2 separate regions of the Homo sapiens genome follow, and region 1 is linked to region 2. Evidence: read pairs that join two places in POLR2A ChIA-PET (ENCODE). Cell type or tissue: A673. All regions are shown on one strand. Each heading gives the region's core, and the rest is flanking DNA. Links, peaks and the distances in the headings are about the cores only.

Region 1 (5,552 bases), core at 331-5,330, 150 kb before region 2:
CAGGCAGGTTCATGAAATCTGCCCTCCTCCCACCGTTTCTTGACCCCATTTTCTTATTTTTTTTTTTAACAGGTTCTCACCCAGGCTGGAGTGCAGTGATGTGGTCTCAGCTCACTGCAACCTCTGCCTCCCGGGTTCAAGCGATTCTGTTGCCTCAGCTTCCTGAGTAGCTGGGATTACAGGTGTGCGCCACCACGCCTGGCTAATTTTTGTACCTTTAGTAGTGACGAGGTTTCGCCCTGTTGGTCAGGCTGGTCTCGAACTCCTGACCTAAGGTGATCCGCCTGCCTCGGCCTCCCAAAGTGCTGGGTCTATAGGCATAAGCCACCACACCCGGCCCTTGACCCCATTTTCTGTCTTCCTAGAAATCACCAAGGTTGCAACTCCTGACTGTCCTGGCTCACAGGCTCCAGCTTACTTAAGGACCCCACGGTGGGGGCTGCCCACTTGCACACCTATGCTAGGCGCCCTCATTCCCGCAAGGGCCAGAGCCCCTTCCCGGCCCATGGCGTCTGGCCAAGGAGGTGTGGGTGCGCCCCAGCCAGGCCTGGTCCTAGAGGACGGCCCCACCTGCGCACTGGGGCATCTGGGAGAGCTATTAGTGGAAGAAGCCCAGGTTCCTGAAGCACCAAGTGGGCAAGAGTTTATTTTCAGGATGGGACGCTTTTGAGGGTGAATAAGTGCTAGCTGTATGGGATGCGGGGACAGTACACAGGCCCGGCCTGGCAGCCGGGCAATGCGGTGCCTGTTGGAAGGTCGCCCACAAGCACCTGGTTGGACACTGCCACTGAGATTTGGTTATTACAGAGGTTAGCCTATGCGGGCCTTCACTGATGGACCTTGAAGTGTTTCCCAGTTGCTTTGGGTTAGGAATAATGTGACTGGATCCCGTGGATTGTCTTTGTGCATGCATGTGGGTATATCTGTCAGAAATATTCTTAGAGGTGGAATTGGCTATGGTGGGATATGTCCTTTAAAATAATATATTAGCCAAACGTGGCTAAATTGCCCCCCTTAGACACTGTACTAATTTACACTCTGGCAAATAATGTGTAAGACTGTGGGTTTCCACACATCTTCACCAGTGGGGTCTTTCCAAACTTTTGGATCTTTCCCAATCCAATAATGACAAAACTATATCTCATGGTTTTAATTTACACTTCCTAGTATTTTGAGATCCTGTCGTGAAGTGGTGATGGCCCTGTTTCTGCCTGCTGCACTTGGCAACATGTGTTATCACTTCCTTTCTTTTCACCACTTTTTACTCTTAGAGTTTCTAGAATTTGTGAAAGTAAAATCTTTTTGCTGGCATGGGCTTTTGTGTGTATTATACACTGCTTGGAAAGGTCTTGCACCACATCTTCCCTTCGTAGATTGTTTCTCAATGTTTAATACTCAGCTCAAATGTCACCTCCTCAGACCATTTTATCTAGAATGGCCTCCTCTAGTTATTCTCTGTCACCTTTTATGTTATTTCCTTCATAGCACTCATCACACTGTAACCACCCAACAGCTTCTTCTTGCCTGTCGCCCAGATAGAGCCAATTTTTCAAGATGGGAATTGCAATAAAGAGTTCGATACACATAGAGCTGGCTAACCAGGAGAGCAGAGGCTTATTACTCCTCAAATCAGCCTCTCCTCAAATTCGGAGTCTAAGGAATTTTTTGGGGGGGGTTTGTTTTTGAGACAGTGTCTTGCTTTGTTGTCCAGGCTGGAGTGCAGTGGTGCAGTCTAGGCTTACTGCAACCTCCACCTCCTGTTCAAGCGATTCTCATGCCTCAGCCTTACAAGTAGCTGGGATTACAAGCGCACACCACCATGCCCAGCTAATTATTTGTATTTTTAGTAGAGACGGGGTTTCACCGTGTTGGCCAGGCTGGTCTCGAACTCCTGCTCTCAAGTGATTTGCCCTCCTTGGCCTCCCAAAGTGCTGGGATTGTGCCAGTCTGGAGGCTAGGGTTTTTAAAAGATAGTTTAGCAGTCAGGGGGCTAGGGAATGGTGAGTGCTGATTGGTTGGGTTAGGGATGAAATCCTGAAGAGATGAAGCTTTCGTCTTGCTCTGGGTTAGTTCCTGGGTTGGGGTCACAAGACGAGATAGCCAGTTTACCAGTCTGGGTGGCTAGTCCATCACAATGTGGGGTCTGAAAAATACCTTGAACACCAATCTTATGTTATATAATAGTAATATTATCTATTGGAGCAATTATGGAGGTTAGGAATCTTGTGGCTTCGGGCTGCATGACTCCTAAGCCATAATTTTTTTTTTTTTTTTTTTTTGAGATGAAGTCTTGCTCTTGTCCCCCAGGCTGGAGTGCAATGGTGTGATCTCGGCTCGCTGCAACCTCTGCCTCCCGGGTTCAAGCAATTATCCTGCCTCAGCCTCCTGAGTAGCTGGGATTACAGGCACCTGCCACCACGCCCGGCTAATTTTTATATTTTTAGTAGAGACAGGGTTTCACCATGTTGGCCAGGCTGGTCTTGAACTACTGACCTCAGGTGATCTGCCCACCCTGGCCTCCCAAAGTGCTGGGATTACAGGTGTGAGCCATCGCGCCCGGCCCATAAATTTTAATCTTGTGGCTAATTTGTTAGTTTCACAAAGGTGGTCTGGTCCCCAAGCAAGAAGGAGGTTTGTTTCAGGGGGGGGCTGTTATATTTGGTTTAAAGTGAAATTATAAACTAAGTTTCTCCACAGATTTGTTTGGCCTATGCCCAGGAATGTGCAAAGGCAGATTGGAGGTTAGAAGATGGAGTCGGTTAGGCCAGCTTTCTTTCACTGTTGTAATTTTCCTATGTCATATTTTTCTTATTGTCATAATTTTTGCAAAGACACAACACCCGTCATTACTTGTTTGCTGACTTGTTTATTGGTAAATTCTTTGTTCCACTACTGAAATGAAGCTCCATGAGAACAAATAAGTTGGTCTGTCCTGCTCACTGCTGCATGTCTGGCACTCTGTCTAGAACATGGTAGGTGCCTGTAGCATACATTATTGGTGCTAATGTCCCTTGCCTGCCTCTGCCGTCAGCTCTCTGATTGTTGTGGAGAGTTCCCCTGAATGCTGCCACCTCAAGCATCTCGTTGCTGTCCTCTTTAGGGCTTATCTTACGACTTTCTCCGGAAGCCTTGGGAGCAGGCGCAGCCTGGAATTCAGGGAAATTTAACATCCCCGGGGCAACTGCAGGGCAGTTTGGGTGGCCTTGGACAGACCCAGTCCCCTTTTTACCATGTAGTTCTCAGGAATAACTGCAGAATGTGCTAGGATTGCAGCATCTTGAGATAAGGGAGAACTGGCTGAACAGCCCAAGGTCAGTTCCAGTCTCCTGCTGAAAATAGGATGTCCTTCAACACTGCCCAGCAAATCACATTACCCTGGGATGTTAAACCCAGGGCAGGCTGCTCTCTGGCATTCCTCGTCTGTGGTGCAAGTGGGGCATGCCCAGTTGAGACTCCATTTGCCCTGAGCAGATTTCCTGAGCCTCAGGCAACCAGCTTGCAATGAATGCTCCTCTTGTCCCTTGCTGCCTGTCTGTAAGTAATAAATTTGCTTCATATAACTTATTGAGTATGAATGCGTTCTCTCTCACTGGACACAGACATGTTGGTAACCAATGCACAGTGAACCTCCTTCACAGCAACCCTTAATTAACTGGGGATATATACCTCAGCCTTCTGTCCCCAGAGGACCAATTCTGAGTCCTCAGTAGAAGTGAGCCTCAGTGACCCTTAGTGGTGATCAGCTCAGTAATGCCCCCTTGGGTTGGTCCTCCGATCTTTCTCGGTTCTCTCTCTCTCTCTCTCTCCTGCTTCTGGGAATCACCTCCCAGGTCAACTACCTGCATCTAAGCTCTTGACTCAAACTGCCTTTGGGTAAACTCAAATGAAGTCAACATATAAAATATTTCTTGAAGAAATGGATGGATTGATGAGGGTGCTTCTAATGTTTTCACTTGTCAGCCAGAAGCAGCTCAGCCCTGCAGGCAGAAGGTGAAGGAAGCCAATTGGCACCCGCCCTAGGAATGCAGGAGCAGATAACTGAGACATGGGCTCCAGCAGAACATGTATGCAAGTGTTCTGACAGCAGGGGGGAGTGCCTGGCCCTGCTTTTTGGGGGTGAGAATGTTTTAGAAGAGGTTGGTGAGTTACCAAGCTGCCTCAATTTACCTAACTTGAGTAATAGTGGAGGAAGCCCTCTATTGTGTGTGGCTTGCTCACATGTGTCCACCTACTCACAAAAGTCCAGGAGGACAGCTGCAAAGCTGTCTGCTCAGTGAAGGAACAGAACATGGACTGTGCAGTGTCTCTGTAGCAGAGGCTGCCAGGCCTCCTGCCTGTGTCTGTCCCACTGTGTGCTCCCGTGACTCTCCACAGCAGGGCCTTCTTTTGGCAGAGGAAGTGCCAGGAGGTAATGCTTCTGAGAGCAGTTTCAGCCCATGTCAGGTGCAAAGACCCTGGCTCCCTTTCCACTCAGGACAACTCTCCGGCATGTCTACTTGGCATTGAACACAGTGGTCCAGAGCGGTAACCCACACTGGCTTTCCTCCCTTCCCTGTCTCACTGCCCCACTCCTCTACTGGTTTTTCCTGGTGTCACCTCCTAAATAAACTACTTGCACTCAAATCATTCTTTAGAATTTGTTTTGGAAGAATTCAACCTAAGATACCATCACTCATAGGTCATTTGTTAATAATATCAAACAAAACATCTTAGCCACTGCTCTGATTTCTTCCTTTGGTTCCCTGAAATCTATAACCACAAATCACTGCTTTCTCTACCAAATATTTTTCCTGTAACTCACCAAAAAAGTCAGATCTTCCCTGCTCATGGCTAGCCTTCCATTTTCCAAAATCTACTACAAACAAGAAAAAATGTGAGGGAAACCCTACTCTTCCCCAAGAGAACTTGGCATTTATGATTCCTGCCTGCCACATGGGCCATTGTGTGGTCTCTTTTAGCTTCCCGATGGATGATCCAACAGATGTCATCTTGCACTGTAGTGATAGTCTTGTTGGGACCACATGAAGTGCAGCTGTAAAACAGGTAATACTGTTCTTGGCAATTGGTCGACTGTCCTGGTAGGGGGAGACTGGTGTGAACAGATTGTCCCATTTAGAGTAGCTGTTAATGGACTGTCTTCTCTCCATGAGGGCCTTTAGCATTTTACATTGTATAGGTTGTCGTCTACCAGATTAAGAAAATGTTCTTCTATTTCTAGTTTAAGAGTTTTAAAAAATCATTAATGAATGTTCAGTTTTATTTTGTGCATTTCCTTCATCTATACATGATATTATTATTTTTCTCCACTAATTTTCTTTTTTGTTTGAGATGGAGTTTCGCTCTGTCACCCAGGCTGGAGTGCAGTGGCATGATCTTGGCTCACTGCAACCTCCACCTCCCTGGTTCAAGCAATTCCCCTGCCTCAGCCTCCCAAGTAGCTGGGATTACAGGCACACGCTGGCATGCCCAGCTAATTCTTTTGTATTTTTAGTAGAGACGGGGTTTCACCATGTTGGCCAGACTGGTCTCGAACTCCTGACCTCAGGCAATCC
Region 2 (5,552 bases), core at 321-5,320:
AGGGCTGCCATGGAGAGTCTGTGGGCGTGCTCTCAGCCCGTGGCCTTATGCCCGGGAGTACGGTGCCATCTGTGGAAGCCCAGCCGTGAGCTTATGCAGACCCTCCATGCCATCTTAAACCCAGGGTCAGAGGGAGTGTGGCCTGGAGGTCACACGGGGTGGACTGAAAAAGCTGCATGCTTTTGCTTCTCACCTTCCTTCCAAATTAACAGGTTTTTTTTTTTTTTTTTTGAGACGGAGTCTCGCTCTGTCACCCAGGCTGGAGTACAGTGGCGCAATCTCGGCTCACTGAAAGCTCCGCCTCCTGGGTTCACGCCATTCTCCTGCCTCAGCCTCCTGAGTAGCTGGGACTACAGGCACCTGCCACCACGCCCGGCTAATTTTTTGTATTTTTAATAGAGACGGGGTTTCACCGTGTTAGCCAGGATGGTCTCAATCTCCTGACTTCGTGATCCACCCGCCTTGGCCTCCCAAAGTGCTGGGATTACAGGCATGAGCCACTGCGCCCGGACAAATTAACAGGTTTTTATTAGCAATTACTTATCCTTAAATGAATAATTATTCAATAAAAGGAATGAAATCATAAATTATTAACAATTATTGTTTTATAAAGGGGAAAATTAGTTCAAGTGAACTTTAAGGGTGGCCTGGGGTGGGGCATCTGGGCAGCTTCTGGGGTGTGGCTGCAAAGATAGAGGAGGAGGCTGCCCCTGGGGCTGGGTGGTTTGGGTATTGGGGCTGCAGGCTCCCAGGCTGGGGCTAGTGTCAAACGGGCTCCGTGGAGCAGTTGTGTGTGCATATCTTCCTTGTGCAGTCAGTCCTATCAGGAGCCGAGAATCAGCGGTGGAAATATTTGCACCATGATCACTGGCAAATGTTATAAGTCAAGGCTTCTTTTGCAGAGAAACTGGCTGTTATCCAGCACAGCACTGGGGAGCAGGAGCCTCCTGTTCTTTGGAGGAGTTTGATGCTTCTCTAGGCTGCTGCCAAGAGGCAAGGAAAGTCGCTGGGCCCGAGGCAGGTATGCCAAGTGGCTGTGCTCTCTGGATTTCCACCTGTGTGGCTGTGTCTGTGAACTTCCCCTCCAGGGCTTACTCTCCTCCAGGTGTTAATCTGGAATGTTGTGTGGACTCCCAGGAAAGCCTGATAAATAGAAGGACCCCCAACCTGCGTCCAGGCTCTGGAGCGTTCTGTGTGAAGTTGGCTGCCCTGTGTTGTGCTGTGTCTGTGGCAGCCGAATGGGCTCTGGTAGAGCCATTCAGAGAGACGGAACAGAGGGCATGTGGGGTGTGCAAACTTGGAGTGGGACCTGAAAAATCTCCTGTGGTTTTTTTTTTAACCACAGGGGAAAGTGAATGTTTACAGAATGTTAAAACCTACACCCCTTTCCAAATTCCACAAGGGAAAGGACTCACTTCTGTGGCTTTCTCCCAGGAGGTAAACAAGTCTGTCCAGCCAGGGGCGAATGTTCTGCCAGGGCACCAGCTGTTCTCGGGGCTGGCTTCCAGGACTCCAGTCCCCCAGTGTGCTCTTGTCCTGGGCTGCCAGCCTGCAGGAGCTTCCAGAGTTCTTCAGGCATTGACACCTGGTTCCCGCAGTCATGTGAGCTGGGCTTTGTGTCTGGAAGGGAAAGAACTTCCTTTCCAGAGACAAGACTTGGGCCAAAGGCCAAGTGCTGAGGTCGAAGGGAAAACCAGGCGTTAACAGGAATGAGGACAGAGCTTCTCTGGAGTCTGGCCTGGTACTTTAGTCCTACAAGGCTTTCTTAGAAGCTGACTGCATCCTGGGCTCTGGTTAGAGGAGAAAAGAAAAACTAAGGATGTGGGATTTGACCTGCCTGTGCCTGGGGAGGCATGCCCTGGGCAGGTGGCCCTGAATGAGGAGCCAAACACTGAATGATGAAGGAAAACGCCATTCCACACCCACCCTCGGCCCTGTCCTCCATTCTGGGGACAAGAAGAAAGGCTCAATTGAACCCCCATGCGTGTGGGGACTTTGGGCACTTCTCTTGCTAACTTTCCCTTTTGAATGAGAATCAGCCTCAGGTTCATTCTTAGAATAAATTTATATTAAAAAAGTGAACTAACTCAAGAAAAATGTTACATGAATAATTATAGCATTGGCAGATGGCAAATCTTTTGAAGTTTGGGAGCCTTTGCAATAGGAGTGGTTCTGATACTGAGGAGCTGGCTGACAGCAAGGCCCCTGGAGCTGGGCCTGGGTTTGAATCCTGCCCTGACTCCTTCAGCTGAATAGCCTTGAGAAAGTGGCCCAACTTCTCTATGCCTCAATTTCCTCATCAGGAAAGTGAAGAAGGGAAGGGGAGCTCAGAACCTATGGGCTGTTGTGAGGGTTAAGTGGGTTCTCCATGGGAACCTGCTCTGTGGGAGCAGCCCTGGGTACAGGATACTTGCTTGATAGCTGTTCTGTCCTTGTTCCATGGGATGGGGCTGTGAACTGAGGGTGGGGTGAGGACAAGTGGGAGGAGGGGCAGGGGAGGGAATACCCCCTGGATGCAGAGGAGGTAGGAGGCCATGGGCCTGGAGAGGAGGTTTCCTGTGCTGGCAGTGGCAGGCAATCATGGCTGGAGAAGCTTGGGTAGCCAGCAGGGGGGCAGTGACAGGACGACATGGCAGATGGTGGTAGGCTGTGCAGAGCATGTGGGGTGGAACTGCCTTCCCTCTGGCCTTTTGGAAGCACAGGCCTCGGGCTGAGTGCCTGGAACCCCCAGACTGGCAGCAACCCCAACTGTAGGAGGCTCTGCATCCTTCTCAGATCTACTCCCGCCCTCAGCACCTGCCTTGGGGGCATGGAGCAGGCAGGCTGTGCAGGTGAGGGCTTCCTGCAAGGCATTCACACAGCTGAGGTGCATGTGCCCTGAGCCGGCGACACGGAGACTGCAGCTTCCATAAGGCAAACCAGCATTTTGCACCTGCCCTCCTGAGAAGGAGGTGCCTGAGGTGCCCACCTTTCTTAAAGGTCCATCAGTGTTCAATAATTCTCTTTTTCCCATGTCTTGTATTTTCTGCAGTCATTATGGCCACTGTTTACAGGTCACCTTCAAAGGTGCCTGCAACTTCATATTTGGTCTCCACGACCACCTTGGTAGTGGGTCCTATTATTAGGCCATTTCACAGATGAGACAGTTCAGGCCCCAGTGGTGTGGGGGGCTGTGTTGGGAACCCTGCTCTCTGATCAGTCATTGTTTGGCCTCCCGTGAGACTCCTGAGTGATAAACTTGCAGGTTCAGCGCTTTCCACAGAGTCTAGCAAAACCTCAGGGAAGAGACTTTCACTTTCCATAAGGAATTTAGAACACACATAGCTTTAGTGATCTTGTTACTGGCTGAGCTGGCATCACTACTAGCAACTCAGCTCATGTCTCCTGGGGGCCCTCGCTGTGCCTGGGCCCGCCTTGGCCCAGGGGACCATTCATGTTCAAGTGCGGCTGCCACTTTATGTTTTCACGGCAGCTTCTCTTTGCTAAATGTCATGGTCATGACATCAAATAATGACGTGAGAAATTTCATACTTGGTTTATGAGCCCTGCTAGCTGACTTCCTGGTCTTCTGTTCTCTCAGCAGAGTGAGCAAATCTTACCACCATTGAATGACAGTCAGTGGCTACAGTAATGTCAGGGCCAGAGGAGGCTGCCAGGAGGGAAGGAGTCTGTTCCCCAGGCCTGGGTCCATGAGATGCGAGCTGGCCATCCATGCTTTGCGTGGCCTTCCACGCTCCTCCTGCGTGAGAAGGGGTCAGCCTCGCCAGGCTTCCCTTCCCTAAGGCTGATCCTTTCTTCTCTTACTACGAATATGTTCCTGACACAGCATGCTGAAGAAAATATCAAATTCTAGAGACAGCATAGGAATGTCCTTTCAAGTTTTGGATCTAGACCATGGAGTTGGCCTTCCCCAGCCCCCATCAGCACCGGTGCTTGGAGAGAAGTGACTGAGCCTGAGGAAATGCTTTGTGTCTGTCAGAGGCCTTCACATATCAAGACAATTACCTGGGTTTACTTCCCTTATTGGCAGAAGAAAATGAAACGTTTCTGTAGGCTGGTTTCTCAGAGGGGGTCCTTCCCATTTGCTTCTCAGAGCAGCAGCACATCTTCATGCCAGCGTGATGCAAGGTGACAGCAGCCTAGCCCCTCAGGGGAAGGAGGACACAGGGTGTCTGCAGGGTGGGTGTCGCTCTTGGTGGAGGTCCTTCCCACTTCATGCTCACCTGCTGCGCCCATTTGCTCAACAAATATTTATTGAGTACCTTATATGAGCTAGGTGGATGCCAGGAGGAAGGCAATAAGCAAAACCCAGATCTCTACCCAAGCAGACCTTGTACTTGATGGACAACAAAGAAGTCTGTTAGCTAATGTTTATTTCATGAATACTGACTGCCAGAATAATTGTAAGCAATAAACAATCATGCATTCTCAATTTCTTTCTTTCCCTCTTTCTTTCTTTCCTTCCTTCCTTCCTTCCTTCCTTTCTTTCTTCTTTCTTTCTTTTTCTTTCTTTCTTCTTCTTCTTTTTTTTTTTTTGACAGAGTCTAGCTCTGTCACCCAGGCTGCAGTGCAGTGATGGGATCTCAGTTCACTGCAATCTCCACCTCCTGGGTTCAAGCGATTCTCCTGCCTTAGCCTCCCAAGTAGCTGGGATTCAGACATGCAGCACCACGCCTGGCTAATTTCTGTATTTTTAGTAGACACAGGGTTTTGCTATGGTTGGCCAGGCTGGTCTTAAACTCCTGACCTCAAGTGATCTGCCTGCCTCAGCCTCCCAAAATGCTGGGATTACAGCTGTGAGCCACTATGCCCAGCCTTAATTTGTTTATTTCTTAAACACGAGAGCACACACAGGACTTACTTATCCTGGGCCTTCATCAGGAAATGTCTAGGAGGAAAAGACACTTTCAATATTAACCGTGACAAAACTAGCTCTGATTGAAAGACAGATGAAAAAATAAATACCAGTGTATTTCTTCCTCTCTTTTCTCTGAACTCTGTTTCCAGCTGTTTCCTGTTTTGGACTAATTTTAAATTCTGAGGCGGGGGGTGGGGGGCAGGGGTGCAGTTGTACCGTCTGAGTTCAGGCAGTTATCGTGTTGGTCACAATTACTTGCAGTCAGATTGTATCTTTAGCATTGGATAAAAGTTATTCCCAATTGATGTTAAGAGTTGGTAATAAGTCTTCTTCCTTCCCCAAGGCCAGTCAGCGTTTTCCTAGTGTTAAGCACCAGGAACACAAGGCCACATTTGTATTTTTGTGCACATCATTTGCATACGTCTGCACCAAAAGCTTGACCCGGCAGAGTACACTGCAGACAAACCTAAATATCCTGCTCAGTACCTGAACAACAAGTGTTATATTTCTTCTTGGACTTAAAAGTAAAACTCTAACTCATTTTAGTGACTCAGAAAGCTGCATGTCCCCGTGCTTTGGAAACCCACTAGGGTGCTACATAAGAGGATCCTGCAGGTAGTGAGGAAGCCACTGTTTCCTGCAACTGTAGCCCAAGGCACCAGTCACTGAGTGGCTGCATTATCTTTCTGATACA

The links. ChIA-PET counts read pairs that join two places held together with the same protein. Peaks named below come from ENCODE experiments on the same cell type or tissue, not always from the same donor. Only the 100,000 strongest peaks of a DNase experiment are listed, where the experiment ranks them.
Region 1: POLR2A ChIA-PET joins it to region 2 with 13 read pairs; 3 of 35 experiments call an interaction of 5 or more read pairs at or near these places.

The regions. Positions count from the first base shown.
Region 1 is chr20:25,189,709-25,195,260 of GRCh38, reverse strand. LOC101926889 (a long non-coding RNA gene) reads left to right here. Exons shown (of 6, transcript NR_109994.1): 2 at 4,959-5,043. Among named protein-coding and RNA genes, the nearest start is that of ENTPD6, 3.2 kb to the left of the region's middle. RefSeq lists an enhancer at 1-93. In A673, for the core only: no CTCF peak of the experiment used is centred there; no DNase peak of the experiment used is centred there; H3K27me3 peaks cover 986 bases.
Region 2 is chr20:25,035,937-25,041,488 of GRCh38, reverse strand. The region is part of intron 2 of ACSS1 (acyl-CoA synthetase short chain family member 1); the gene reads left to right. Among named protein-coding and RNA genes, the nearest start is that of ACSS1, 19 kb to the left of the region's middle. RefSeq lists a silencer at 4,802-5,096. In A673, for the core only: no CTCF peak of the experiment used is centred there; a DNase peak (open chromatin) is centred at 4,968; H3K27ac peaks cover 2,119 bases.